Linked DNA regions of Mus musculus: region 2 is linked to region 1. Evidence: chromatin loops called from intact Hi-C (ENCODE). Cell type or tissue: left cerebral cortex. All regions are shown on one strand. Links, peaks and the distances in the headings refer to the core of each region. The heading gives the core; the rest is flanking DNA.

Region 1 (2,910 bases), core at 283-2,782:
ACACTTGCCGAGTAAAGCAGAAAGACATGGTGGCAGGAAGGGGAAAATAGACCTAGAGGGTGTACCATCCTGCTGTTCTAAACCCTGTGGGTGCTCTAAAAGCATCAATGATGAAGACTGTGGCGAGGATGAAGATGATTAAAGCAACCCATGGGAAAATAGGGCTGGGGAGGATGACATGGACCAGGACCTGGGAGAGGGAGGATGACTCAGGGTGAGGGGTACCTTGGGAGAGATCAGTGGAGTATGCACGTCGGCGAGCGTGGGGCGGGGGGAATGGCCAGGGCACGCGTGGCTCGGACCCGGGGAGTGGGTGGGTGGTGCCCGTGGGCGGAGCGGCTCCGGGACTGAGTGGCTGGCAGCTTATGTCTGCGAGAGCAGCAGCATCACCCGGGAGCGAAGCTCCGAGACTCCGCCTAACTGACACCCAAACTCTCCCTCTCCCTCCCGCAGCCCCAAACTGGAGGCAGCGGAGCCCGCGAGCAAGCAGCGTCGGGCGGCCCCGGCCCGGCCCCGCCCCCGGCCCGCCAGCCCAGCCCGCGCCCGGCCGCCGTGCTCCGGAGCTCAGCGCCAGCCCTCGCCCTCTCGCCGAGCCTCCGCCTGCCCGCCCCCGCCGGCCGAGGCTGGGCTGCGGGAGGCGGCCAGGCGGCCCCGAGCCTCGCCAGGGCGACCCAAACAAAGGCAGCATCCGGGCTCGGCGGGAGGCAGAGCATCATGAGAGACTGGGTCCTCGCTGTCCCCGGCTCCGCTGCTGCTGCCGCTGCCGCCGCCGCTGCCGCCGCCGGGAGGGCTTCGCTGTGAGCGTGGAAAGCAGGGGCGCAGCTGCGGGGCGTGAATCCGAAAGGTGAGAGCCAGAGCCAGCGAGCCGAGGGGGCGGGCAGGCCACGAAAAATGTCCTCGGCCGTGGGGCCCCGAGGTCCTCGCCCACCCACGGTGCCTCCCCCTATGCAAGAACTGCCCGACCTGAGCCACCTGACCGAGGAGGAGAGGAACATTATCATGGCAGTGATGGACCGGCAGAAGGAAGAGGAGGAAAAAGAAGAGGCCATGCTCAAGTAAGCACCCCCCAACCCCCCAGGGCACGCCATCCATCCCTCGGTGGTGCCTCCATCCATCCATTCACTACTCACTCACCAGGTCCTCTGGGTTGAGTGTGGGGGAGGGGCTGACGAGGGAGCAGGGGTGAGGGCAGAGGTGCCCACCTTGGGGCTAGGGGCCCCTCCTCGGGATTGAGCAGGGTAGAAGTCTGGGAGTCCGGAGAAAGGAGAGGACCCCACAAAGCCAAAAACCTAGGACCCCAGGAAGATGGCTTGAGCCAGGAGTGCCCAGGAGGACTGAGTGGACAGGGGGACCACCGTGGGGTGAGATATGCAGCGCCAAGTGAAGCTGATCCCACCCAATGGTAGGAGCTCTGGGCTGAGGGCAGATTAGGGACCAGGGCATGAGTGGAGAAAAGGGTGGAGGTAGAGATGGTGAGGGCAGCTCCTCCTTGGAGTTGTTGAGCACATCTGAGTTACAACAGTGAAGGGTGCTTGCTGGTATTTATATAATAAAAAGGCTTATTTTTAGTGTTTGTTTTGGTGCTCATTCATTTTACAATGCAAAGGTTGGGTCTTTTTTGGGCAGTTGCCATCTTTGGTAACCTGCATTCCCAGCTTCCCTTTAACCTTTGATTCTGAGGCTTCTACACAGAATAACTGTATGAAGACACATTTTCTTATCCGCATGCAAGGCCACTGGCAGTACAAAGTTTTTTTGGTAATGACAGCAGCTGATTGGTAACTCTGGCCTGAAATAAAATAAGGGTTTCTCATTACTGGCTTCTAAGAGACCTCTGGGGCCTTCCCATTTCCCAAAGGAAGCAGTCGGGGATTAAATATCTACACATGCCCTGTTTACAGAACCCATCAGCCCTTTAGGGGACCCGTGCCTGGTGCCCCCATTTTCCTGGGCATGAGGAGGGGATGGGGTTGACTATTGGTAGTGCAGGAGTCTGTGAGACTGTACTACCCTTTGCTTCAGAACTGCTTGCAAGGACTGCCATACATGCTGGCCTTGGCTTCTTAGCCTCTCCGGTGGCGTGAAGTAGAAGGGGATTTCAACTCTGTCTTCCCTTTAGTAAAGTTTTCCTCTCTGGGGTGGTGGAATGTAGACTCCCTGACTGGTACCAATGTCTTGGTATCCTCTGCTTATGCAGAAGGTGGATTTGGGGCAAGCAAATGACATGAAGAGCCAAAGGGAACCTGTTGCATCTAGAGTTAGCTGGTTGCAGGGAAGTCTAGAGAGGGAGCAGGGGGTGATACCAGGGCACAGGGCACACCCATCATGGCCTTTCTCAAACTCCCTAGAATGGCCTCCTGAAGGGAAGGTGCTGGCTGGGAAGGCATCTTCTTTTCTTCAGTGCAGCTGAGCCTAACAGGAGAGGCATAGGGAAAGCTGCAACCACAGACTGTGGGTCCTCTGAGCAAAAGCAACTGCTGTAGAGTAGGGAGGGCTATACTGAGGGAGAGATGTGGCTGTCAGGCCACAGCAAAATAGTAGGGGTTCAGTGATTCCTCCTCTTTCATTATAGACTCTGGGAAAATAAAAGGCTGTTAACTTAGAAGGCCAGAGCTAGCCTGGCTCTATAAGAGCTGCAGGTTTCTGAATTCCCTGCTCCTTCTCATCCAGGGGAAAACCAAAAAAAAAAAAAAAAAAAAAAAACCACAAAAAACCAAATACTTCAAGCCTGCCAGCTTGAGGGAGGCAGAACCCTCATTAATCTGCTTCCTGTCCCTAGTGAAAGAATGACACTGCCCCAACCCCATGCTGCAGGCTTCCCCTCTTCTGAGCCTGGAAGTAATGATGTCTTAATGGTGCTGCTGTCTGTCTGTCTGTCAGGTTGTTGGTCCATCTGTCCTCACTACTGCA
Region 2 (2,910 bases), core at 206-2,705, 130 kb before region 1:
CATACATGCACACAAATGCACACACATGCACACACACAAACACATACATGCACACACACAAACACACACATATGCACACACACACACACACGCTCACACATACAAGCACACCTGCACACACACACAAGCATATTATTGCTCAGTATCGAAAGCTATGTGTCTTCCAATCATTTGACATTCCAACCTACCTGAAGATAGAAGATTTTCCCACCTCATTATTAGTACATGTGGATGCAGCAAGGTAGAAACAAGATTGGGAAAAGGCACTTGTGAACTTGAAAGCAGTGATGAATGAAGTTAGCCTTTTGTAGAGGGGATTCACCATCAAAGACAGAGGTAGTGACATTTTCCAAGTTTTTTTACTTATTATGCTAGAATGGATTTTCAAGCAGATGGGTTTCTTTTCAGCAGTCCAGTGAAGCTGTTTTCTATAGCTGTACTGGGTTGCGTGAACATCATTAACTTCGTGTTTAGTGGTACTCATAGCAATTAGATTATAGGTAATAATAAGAAAGTCTTAGCGATCTGCTGCCAGGAAGTCAATGACCTGTATGTCTACAAAAATGAAAACCAGAGGATATGTACTTGGGGAGAGTGGGTGGGCGAGGGGCATAAGTAAGTAATTCCTGTTTCATGTCTAGAATGTTCTGATCTCAGAAATCCATTGTTCACCTCGGAGTTAAGTACGGACAGCCACCCTAAGGAAGGCAGGACATTTGCTGAGCACTTTGTGCTGTCTCCTTCCTTTTTGCTCCGATACTCCTTTCTTTAGTGACTCTCCTGTTTGCTTTTGTGTTACTCTCTCTCTCTTTTAAATTGACTATCTTGTTTGTTTACATTTCAAATGTAACTTTTCCAGTTTCCCCTCTGCAAACCCACTACCCAACTCCCCCTTAACCTGCTTCTATGAAGGTGCTCCTCACCCACCCACCCGCCCCCACCTCCCTACACTCACCTTCCCCTATACTGGGGCATCAAGCCTTCACAGGACCGCCAGGAAAAATTCAAATCAAAACGACCCTGTGTTACTCTCAGTAGACCTGCCCAGTAGAGAGGCATGCCCTGTGTATGTCTAAGCAAGCAACTAACTCTCCGAGGAGATGCCTCGTGTGAAATTCTTTAATTTCCGCATAAGCTTATCTTATCTGGATGTGAGTCTCTGGTATTTTTTTCCGCTTGATACACTATATTAAAAAAGAAAAAGAAAAAAGAAAGAAAGAAATCCTAAACCCAAACCAAAGAGGCTCATTGATGCTTTAGAATTCTGTCAGATGTCTCAGCCAGAGCTGACTCCAAAGCAAGTATGTCTGCTCATTCCATTGCACCATCGTCCAACGACATGAGGACCGAGAGGATGAGATCTGGCAACACATGCAAATACTTCCTTCTTAACACTTCTCCTCCACTCTCCTTGCACTTTTTGCTGCCACCATCTCTATGGCTTTTGTGACTTTGGTTCCCATTCAGGAGCATGGTGGATGAGTCATTTTCCTCCCTCACTCCCTAGAGCCACTGGGGATGACATCAGAGATGAGGGGGAGAGAAAGTATGGCATCTCCAGAGACATACTTAGCAGAGAAGGGCATCCTCCACACATAGCCTGGAAGGAAATGAAGGGATGGAAATGAACGTCAGAGTGGTGTGAGGAGGTGTGATGGTGGTTCGTAGGCTGAGCTTGCTCCCCTTGACGGGCTGCCTCTGGCTACATTGGCTTTGATTATGATAAGCATTCTAGAATAACCAAAGATCCTTTGAAGATTCCAAGGTGACAAAACATCTCACAGTCTCATCGACATTTACTCAACTGTGTATAATAAAAATAATTTCTGTCTGTGTTAATTTCCTAATAACAACAAATTCTATGAGAAAGGGGTGGATATGAAACATGCTGCTAACTATACTATACTAACACGTACTAAAAAAAATCTTTAAGGAACATTTTATGTGGTAACTATAGATTTAAACACTCCAAATTATCCATATCCAGTTATCCAAATAATTCACTGATATGATATATATGTATGTATAAATGTGTGTATATAAGTAAATGTGTTTGCATGTATATATATATGACATAAATGAGCCAAAGACTATCTTACAAATACCCCAGTGCCAGGCATGGAAGTTTTTTTATTTGAGCTATTGTTTGGTTGGGTTAAACAGGAACTCATAATTATATAGGTTAATGCCACTGTCTTTGGTTGCCTCCCAGAACTTGAAGGTGTGATCCTATTTCTGAAGAAAGCATACACTGTGACCACATTGAGGAGGATCAAGCTGGAACTGTTTGGAAATTCTACTCAAAGGACTAGCTGAAGACGAGACACAAGCTGCCAGTGGAGAGCACCAATCAATAGTCCAACCCAGCTGTAAAAATCTATGAACCACAGCAATGATCAGCACAGCAAGATATCTCTAAAAGTACAATATTGGTGCTTACTTCTACAGGGTAACTGACAGCCACCTAATTGGACTAAATGACCACCACAATAGGTGGGGATTCGTGCCTATACCCACAGCTGGTGAAATCCTGCAACCTAGAAGAACACCTCTTACTGTTATTTCCCCAAACCACTATAATTTATAACCACAGTCTAAATACTTATCCTTGTTCTTACTTTTACCCCACATCGAAGAAGATTTTTTTAATCATCAGATGGATATATTCTAGAAAGCCAGAGGTGGTCAAAATGCAAAGAACAATTGTGTGCCTAAAGCCCCCAATTACATACACACCGTAACCTCTATGCTTAAGGCTCACTCAACTTTATGAAAGGGGAGGGGGAAATGTGTAAGATCTGAAGGTACAGGACATATGCTACACTATTGTTCCTTCTAGCTATGGCAAGGAAGCTACACCCATGAAATCTCAAACATGGCTGCCTAAAGAAAGACCTGATCATGTCCAAT

What was found. A loop is a pair of places that touch in the nucleus more often than their neighbours do. Peaks named below come from ENCODE experiments on the same cell type or tissue, not always from the same donor. Only the 100,000 strongest peaks of a DNase experiment are listed, where the experiment ranks them.
Region 2: a loop joins it to region 1, with 5 times the contacts of the local background. A loop is called at or near these places in 3 of 42 quality-filtered maps.

What each region holds. Positions count from the first base shown.
Region 1 is chr1:22,803,706-22,806,615 of GRCm38, reverse strand. It overlaps Rims1 (regulating synaptic membrane exocytosis 1), which reads left to right and starts at 458. Exons shown (of 35, transcript NM_183018.4): 1 at 458-1,055. The coding sequence starts at 892. In left cerebral cortex, for the core only: no CTCF peak of the experiment used is centred there; DNase peaks (open chromatin) are centred at 1,449, 2,085, 2,238, 2,248 and 2 more places; H3K4me3 peaks cover 2,500 bases; H3K27ac peaks cover 2,500 bases.
Region 2 is chr1:22,938,627-22,941,536 of GRCm38, reverse strand. No RefSeq gene overlaps it. Among named protein-coding and RNA genes, the nearest start is that of Gm7759, 42 kb to the right of the region's middle. In left cerebral cortex, for the core only: no CTCF peak of the experiment used is centred there; a DNase peak (open chromatin) is centred at 1,508.